Regions from separate parts of the Homo sapiens genome. Here region 1 is linked to region 2. A link is a loop called in an ENCODE intact Hi-C map of the cell type or tissue named here. Cell type or tissue: mammary epithelial cell. All regions are shown on one strand. Links, peaks and the distances in the headings refer to the core of each region. The heading gives the core; the rest is flanking DNA.

What was found. Peaks named below come from ENCODE experiments on the same cell type or tissue, not always from the same donor. Only the 100,000 strongest peaks of a DNase experiment are listed, where the experiment ranks them.
Region 1: a loop joins it to region 2, with 13 times the contacts of the local background. A loop is called at or near these places in 1 of 110 quality-filtered maps.

The regions. Positions count from the first base shown.
Region 1 is chr15:80,200,625-80,205,022 of GRCh38, forward strand. CTXND1 (cortexin domain containing 1) reads right to left here. Exons shown (of 3, transcript NM_001352888.2): 2 at 2,965-3,116; 3 at 1-1,390. The coding sequence starts at 1,325. The coding sequence ends at 1,146. Among named protein-coding and RNA genes, the nearest start is that of CTXND1, 49 kb to the right of the region's middle. In mammary epithelial cell, for the core only: no CTCF peak of the experiment used is centred there; a DNase peak (open chromatin) is centred at 2,287.
Region 2 is chr15:80,070,642-80,075,039 of GRCh38, forward strand. The region is part of intron 1 of ZFAND6 (zinc finger AN1-type containing 6); the gene reads left to right. Among named protein-coding and RNA genes, the nearest start is that of ZFAND6, 13 kb to the left of the region's middle. In mammary epithelial cell, for the core only: no CTCF peak of the experiment used is centred there; a DNase peak (open chromatin) is centred at 1,870; H3K4me3 peaks cover 918 bases; H3K27ac peaks cover 2,013 bases.

The DNA of each region.
Region 1 (4,398 bases), core at 164-4,163, 130 kb after region 2:
TATGCAAAAAATAAAATTTTAAAAATGACAAGGCTTTTCCTATCTTACAATGAGGAAACTGAGGCGCTGGGAGGTGAAGTGACTTGCTCAAGGTCGCATTGTAACCTGACTGGTAAATGCGAGACTAGAACCCAGGTCTCCCCATTCAATATTCATCTCATGGACTGTGCACCCCCAAAAAGGGTACCGGGCGAAATCATTTTGTGTGAGGAAAAAATAGTGGAAAATAATTAAATATGCAACCAAAGGAGATGATTTTTTAACCATGACCTACCCAACCGATGGGATGCCCTTCGGTCACTAAAACTGGCAGCTAAGAAGAGTGTTTGATGTAATGGGGAAGTATTCCTGCTATCATATGAGGCGATACAACATCATGCACAGAGTATGAATTTGACTAAAAAATACAAGTAAAAAGGCTGGAAGAAAATATATCAAAATGGTGGTTTCCGGGAGGTGGGATTATAAGTGTTATTTCCTCCCCCTTTCTTTCTATTTATCTGCATTTTCCCAAGTTTCTAAAATGTACATTTTATTTATAACAGGAAAAATATATCCCTCTATATTTTAGTTTAAAAAAATACTGCTTGGAAGCAGCCCATATCCTGTGCGTTTTGTGAATTTTCAGGTGAGACTCCCTCAACCCGCTTTCCCCCCTCACTGCCACACCACTGCTAGTCCATGGGGAGGGGGCTGGGGTTCAGGTGGGACCTCTTGGTTGGGAGCCTCCATTGCTACTTTGCATTTAAAGGACCGAGAGTCTCCTCAAGACAAGACCACTGTTATGTGATGGATGGGGGGTGTCTGTTGCTGGATCCAGTTCCAAAAGGTGCCCAGGAACCTGGGAAGGTGACTACCCTATCATCTCACAGGGACTCCCCACACTGGAACCCCAGCCTCCTGGGTCCTGGTCCAGGGCTCTTTTCCCCTGGCTGGTCCATGGTTGCGACACCCACGGCACCCGGGCATTCCACGCTGGTGCTCGAGGGAGGGCTGAGAGGGCTAAGCTGCACCTTCTGTTTCCCTGGGTGGCCAGATTCATTCCTTGCCTCTGTGGGATGGCAGGCTGGCAGGGAACACACGGATGCATCCTGGGGCACAGCCACCCACAGAGCGCCAGGTCCAGTCCCCACAGCCGCTGTGCCTCAGTCGTCCAGGTGCTGCTCCTCCCAGGTGGATGTGGGGATGGCGCTGTAAGGGTCCATGATGACCTTGGCACAGCGGATGATCATCACGACAAGGAAGAGGCAGAGGAAGACGAAGCAGGCCAAGGTCAGCCCTTTGTCTACGTCGACATAGACGGGCTCGGGCGTGGGCTCCTCCATCTCGCGGCAGCGACTGCGGGCTGCTCCTCCTCCGCCTCGGGTTTGACTGGTACCATTTTCCACCCCTGCAGAGACAGCCACAGCAGTGGGGAAGGAGGGGCATGGTCAGGTGCCTGGGGTGATTGCAGGGCACCAACCTCTGCTCCCTCTTATCTGCTACCCCTGCACCGAGAGCTTGCTGCTCAGACCACCCTGCAGGAGGGTAGGAGGGGATGGGTACACATGGACCCACATGGTCACAGCCCGAAACCTTGTAGGTAAACCAGAGTCTCTAGCAGGGTGCAGCCAGTGCCTCCCCAGACTGGGGCAGGGGAGGTGACAGATGAGTCCCAGCAGGCATGGGACTAGGGTGGGGCTGAGGGTTGGGTGGGGATAGAGGCCCTGCAGCTGCCTCCACTCCATGAAACCCTTTAGAAAGGCAGTTAGGATAATGCTTTCCATTTAGCCAAGCCACTATCTGAGGGTGATCTGAAAGCATTCCAAAAATTGGGTAATTATTATATTTATACATGTATTTTACAGACAGGGTCTCACTCTGTTGCTCAGGCTGGAGTGCAGTGGTAAAATCATAGCTTACTGCAGCCTCCAACTCCTGGCTCAAGCAATCCTCTTGCCTTGGCCTCCCAAAGCATCAGGATTACAGGCGTGACCACTGTGCCTGGTCTATCATGTTTTGAAAGCATAAGAACCTAGATTTCAAATGAAACCTATTGTGGAAAACCACAGAGGAATAGACTGAGGAGGGGCTGCTGTCATGGAAGAGAGTGAGAGGCTTGGAGGGTCTATATCCCCTTCCCTGCTGCAGGTCCTCACAGGGACTCTCTAGAGACTCCTGCTGACGCCAGCACATGGCCTGAAAACTGTAAGTGTTATGGGAAGAACAGTTTTGGCAGTCACGTGGAAGAGTCCCAGCTCTGCCACCACCCTGCAGGGCAGGTCTGGACAGCTCTCAATTATTGTTAGGACTCCAGCGGTAGTGCCTACACTGACACATCACTCATTCATCTTGGGATGATTTGCAACTTCTCTGGGTCCTAATTTCCTCCCTGCTGAGGAAAGGTGGCCATACCTGCTTCACAGGGATGTGACGACCAAATGCACAGTCCCTGGCTCCAGTGGATGGTCAGTACATACTTTGAGTGAACTGGGAGCTCGAGGAGCTGGCTAGGAGCGAGCAGGCAGCTCCCCAAGTTCAGCTGCCAGGGACAGCTTTAGGAGGAGGGCCGGCTGCTGCTCCCTCTCCCCATACATAGCATTCGTCCCTATCCTCATCCCTGAACTTGTGGAGTGCTTGAACTGTACTCTGTGCTTCGTGTTCTGTCTGTTATTTAAAGCTCATGATACCCCTGGAAGCAAGTTACCCAGGCATCAATAGGCCCATTTTATAAATGTGGAAACTGAGGCACTGAGCAGGGAAATGACGTATCCAAGGTCCCACATCCCACACCCGAGGTCCCTACATGTCTCTGCCTCCTGTAGTGGGGCTCCATCTTCCCCACCCACTCTGGAGCTTCAGGAAGATACCTGTGTGTGCAAGCTTGGAGCCCGCTGGCTGGGGAATATCTGTAACCACAGTCAACCACGCCTTCCCCTCTCTTAGACCTTGTCTCAGCCCTCATCACTCTCGGGGGACACTGACCTGCTGACTGGAGTGGTCACCACTTCATAAGGACCCTGGCTGTTCCAGGAGGCACGAGGAGCGGTCAGGCATCATGGGGGTCACCCAAGGAGAACAGTGGCCTTTCACTGAGAGCAGGCACTGTGCTGGCTCGTGGGGGCGCTGGAGTGTGACTGTAAGAGAAAGAGACAAAGAAGACTAGTTATTTCCTGAGATGCCCAGCCCCAGATTTGATGTGGACTCGCCTGGGTAGCTCCTCCCTGGCATGGGGGTGGGAGCTGCCACACTCTGTTACTTGATGTTGATTTCTTCTCTCTTTTTAAAATATAACAACTTTCAAGTCTGTAATCCCAGCACTTTGGGAGGCTGAGGTGGGAGGATTGCTTGAGCTCAGGAGTTCGAGACCAGCATGGTGAAATCCTGTCTCTACAAAAAGTACAAAAAGTTTAGCCGGGCGTGGTGGTGCATGCCTGTAATCCCAGCTACTCAGGAGGCTGAGGCAAGAGAGTCACTTGAACCCAGGAGGCGGAGGTTGCGCCGCTGCACTCCAGCCTGGGCGACAGAGCAAGACTGTGTCTCAAAAAAAAAAAAAAAAAAAAAAAATATATATATATATATATATATATATATATACACAAACACATACACACATGCACACACACATATATATTTATAAACTTAAAAAAATGTGACCACATACACATAATATAAAATCTACCATCTTGACCATTTTAAAGTGTACAGTGGCATTTATGTGTACTGTTCAGTGGCATTAAGTACATCCACACTGTGGTGCAGCCATTGCTGCCATCCATCTCCAGAACTCTTCATCTTGCAAAACAAACTGTGCGCTCATTAGACCATAACTCCCCATTCCCCTTCCCCCAGCCCGGGGCGGCCACCATTCTACTTTATGTCTCTATGAATCTGACTGCTCTACATACTTCATATAAGTGGAATTGTACAGTATTTGTCTTTTTGTGACTGGCTTATTTCATTACGCATAATGTCCTCCAGCTTCATCCATATTGTAGCATGTCAGAATTTCATTTTTTTTAAGGTCCGAATAATATTCCATTGTATATATATATATATATATATATATACCACATTTTGTTTATCCATTTTTTCATCAATGGACACTCAGGTTGTTTTCACCTTTTGGCTGTGTAAATAGTGCTGCTATGAATGTGGGTGTACAAATCTCTCCTTGAGACTCTGCTTTCAATGCTTTGGGGTATATAAGCAGAAGTGGCATTGCTGGATCATATGGTAATCATGTTTTTAACTTTTTGAGGATTAAATTGAACATTTTGCGTAATTAATAGTTGTACACTTTTCAAAACTCAAAAAGCACAAAAAGAAAACAGTCAAAGCAGTGTTTTTACTACCCCTCTCCCCAGCCATCTAGTTCATCTCCAGAGAGGAAGCTACTGTTGTCAGGTCTTTATACAT
Region 2 (4,398 bases), core at 212-4,211:
TGGAGAGTGGTCTTGGTGTTATATTAGTGTATGATTCGTATTTGTTTCATAATTAACTTCGAAGTGAAAAATTGATGCGAGAGCAAAGGTTTATTTGGTTTCCATAACTATTTACTAATTTTATGCTTGCCAGATTTTAAGATTAAACTGTTTGCCATCTCTTTTTTTTTTCTTCCCGTAAAACCTTTGGCCATCTACAGTCACTTTTCCTCAAATCTTATGCTGTAATTCAAACTGTATATTCTTTTTGCTGATTGCTTCTGTACCTCCTCTGCTTCCAGTGTTCTTTTGCAAGAGTGTCCACACAGTGGGAAGAAAACCTGAACTTGACTCATGAAGTGCTGGGCATTCAAAACAGTGAATCCTTGCAAAGGATCTTGGGAGTAGACCCCTGTGAATTGGCTCTTTCAATTTGTCCACTTAAAGGGCATAATAGATTATGCAGCTGTTTGGGCTTCAGCAGGGTATTGCTCCATATTCATGCCTAGTTGCAATTATGTGAATTTTCAGTTTGTTACAAAGACTTCCCTTTGTATTCAAAACAATTTTGTTGGCTTTGTGTTCTAATATTTGAGTTTTCTCTGAGGAAAAATAGTTGCAAGATTTTGAACTTTGAAAACTTCAAATTAAAATGTTTAAAGGTTTTGTCACTTTTTATTTTCTGATGCAAACCATACATTGAAAGCATATTTTAAGAAGAAGTCACTCTAATAAGCTTTAATTTCGAGTTTATGAATCACAGGATTTTTGGTAGAGGTAAAAACTATACTTACACCGTAAATTAGACATTAAATGCCATTTAATCAGTCAGATAATGATTAATGTTAGAGTAATGTTTGATGGGCCAAGCTGCTAAAACATAAGCAGTTCTAATTAAAATATATAAACTTATCACGTAAAAATAGCAAACTTAGTAATGTATAAAGTGACAGTAGGTCTTTTTTGCTTAAAAATCAGAGTTCCTGTGTAGTGTCTCTTTATGATCTCTGTAGTAAAAATATTATTTAACGTAGCTTAGTGAGAAGTTTAAGAGGAGTATACCTTTTACTTTAGGGTGCCCATGCCACTTTGAAGTTATGGAGTGCAAAGTAGTTTCCACACATTAAAAAAAAAAAAAAGATGAAAAAGACTTAAACTTTTCTAAATTTTATACCTGAACATGTCATTAGAACATGTGCCTTTTGCTTTTAGATATCTGTTTGCCAATGGTTAAGCATTAACCTTGGCAAAATACTCACATGTCAGATCTGTTAAATGTAATAGTATTTCTGCCCAGTATTTTCTTCAGTTTTAAGTAGAAATATCAACCTTTGATGTCACTGAAATTTCTACTCTGTTGTGATACTGAGAACATAAATGTCAGTGAGTTTGATAGCTTAGAAGTGAATCTTTTGCATTCAGTATTTTAGTGCTGTATATTTTCACTTAAGTTATAGTTTTCTCTTTAAGTCTTAGAAAAAAACATTGGTTTGTTCCTCTTAGCAACATATTGTAATGGATTTTCTGTTGCCGTTTTACAATTTTCAGGTAAAATGTGAACTCTATTAAAAATAATCTGTCTTTAAAGCATAACTTCACCTTCATTGCTCCATAAAAATAAATGATTTAGATTAAAAGCATTGTATTTTAAACAATTGGTCACAGCTGCTTCTGTGAGATTTTCATTTTTGTTACTTAGTTTATTTTTCACCTAGACAAGGGTAAGCAAACAGTATATGATGGGAAAACTGAAACCTTATGTACTGTTTCTTTAAGAAACCAGCTTATCCAGGAGGTTTTAGTGTGTCTAACCTAACCTGCTAGCAAGGAAAAGTTCTTTAAAATAATGGATATTAGCCGTATCCAATCACAATTATCAGTTTCACTAACAGGGAGGAGATTTTACTCTTCAGCCACTAGAATTGGAGAAGGTGGAGCTTGGTATTCAGGTTTGGTTGCTTTGGAGTACAGCTTCAAGTGAAGTTAATCTGAGGTGAAGCAAACAGAAAATTGTGGAGGTTTTGTTGGTAGGATTTTTGTTCTAATCTTTTTATGATCCTTTATTTTATAATTTTGCTCCTTTATGATTCTGTGTGTGCTAGGTTTTGTCACTGTTTTTATTTTCTGATGCAAACTGAACACTAAAATTAAGCAGGGAAGCAGAACAAAAGGGCTCTTTGGACAGGAAATAGGTGTTCAGAGAATCAAACTTGACTTTCTCCTATCATTATTTTTAGTTCAGAATATGAGTGTCATTAAAACATCTTAGACTCAAAATCATCTCCAATAACAGGATTTTTTTTTGAATTGGTTGTTTGAACAGTCAGTTGTCAGTTTTTATAAATGACATCTTGAGGAGGTTCATTTGATATGTCATTTTCCTTAAACTTAAAATGTTAAGTTGCTGAAAGATAAATGTGATAGGCTTAAATACGTCTTTTTTAGTAAATTGAAATGCCAACTGTTTAATTTTTTTAACCCCAGCACAGCACCCCTTTTAATTTCAGTATATTTTAATTTAACAATATGTTGACATTTTTAATATGCTTATAATTTTTAATATGCTCATAATTAAAAAGGCCATTGATGAACAAAGTGAAACTGCTTTCTTCTTACTTCATTCAAACTCTTCATTTCTTTCAAAGGTGGAGATAAGTAATTAACATTTCGAAACAGGAAATGAAAGGATTTATATTTTTAAAAGCTATAGGTAGGCTACTACAACTTTTTTTTAAAGTATCTGATTCTATTTACATTTCTTATTTATGACGTAATTGTAGTGTATTTCAGTACAAGAATATTTTTTAGAGACTGTTTTCTTTATATTGTTGCTCTTTGTTCTCATAGAAATTAAGGTATAAATTGCAATAATCATTGCAATAATCAGACCAAAAGCCAGCTAAGCATTTTCAGCCATTGTATTTGCTATGCTACTTGTTCCGGATCATGCAAAGGTTTTTAAATTAATGCTTTTCTGCTATATCTGTTGTTTAAACAATAGTGTAATAATAATGAAATCAAGAAAAGTTACCTATCTACCCACCAGCAGATCATTGTTTGGTCATCTCATTTTTTTCCTGTTCCCTTCTCTGTCTTATATTCTTGCAGTTTTCCAATAATTATGAATCTGTGCAGTTTTATGTTTTCACTTAACTATCTGTTGAAATTGTTTTCATTTCAGTAACTATGTAATTCTCTTAAATTGATGTGACCTGAATTAACCTAGTTTTTTGAATTGTCTACTTTTAGGTTCTAATTTTTCGTCATTTTTAATAGTATTGCGTTGAACACACCTGTGTGTAGCTGTAAAATATTTTCCTTTTTAAAAAAGATTTCTTTTGGAAAAATCCTGGAGTGGCTTTACCTAGATCAAAGGATAATGAACACTTCACTGGCCAAATTGTTTTTCTAAAAAGTTATACCAGTTTATATCGACACCAGCAGAATATGCTTCAAAGTTTTTCTGATGTGTAGCCCCTTAAATGTTCTGTTAAAGTGTGCCTATGGAGCTCTCTGACTTGTTGATTAGTTTTTGCCTAAAAGCCTATTTTCAACACCACTTTCCAAGATGTAGATGGATATAAAGCAATTTTTCTGGATATTAAAATCAGCTGAGGGAAATTGGAAACACTTTTACCCACTTAACTGAGCAATTGTATCTATGCTAGATATTTTATATACTTAGTGTATGTGTTGCTATTAGTAAGTATGGGGCTTAATGTTTTACACTGGCTTTGTTATTCAGGCTGGCTTTTCTTTTTCTTCTGGTAAGCACATACCAGAAGAAATATTTTCTTTCAAGAAAATATATCAGAAACATTTTTAGGAGGAGACTGGAGTAGTGCCAGTTAACATTAGGAGACTGGAGTAGTGCCAGTTAACTTTACCTGTCTCAAAAACATGTATGAATAACCTTTGTCATTATTTGTGCGTTTCTTAATTTTGAGTTTTTAAAAATACACTTTGGAAACAGATAACTTTTATGAATAATTACAGGCTTTGAAATGGTATATCAGCATCTTTCCAGTATTTTATAGGTTTCAGTTAAAGGTAAGAACTTAACTTTACACACATATAGTGGTGCTAGACATATGTTGTTTCTGTTTGTCTTTAAGAGCATGCTTTGTTGGCATTGACCACAAATTATGTATACTTTTACTAGCTTGTCTGTTAAATGAAATAGGCATAACTGGCTTATAAACTAGTTGAGTAACGTTCTAGAATAAACTTAAGTTGTGTTAAAATCAAAGACAATTCTAAGACAATCATATTTTTTCTTACAAATGGGGAGTAATGATAAGCCATAGGCTGGGCTATAACTCATTGATGGAACCAGTAGTTGAGCATGTATGGTATGGAGTTAGTCTAGCTCATTTTGCAATTTAAATAATTTAACTTACTTTGTGTCAACTTTTATTT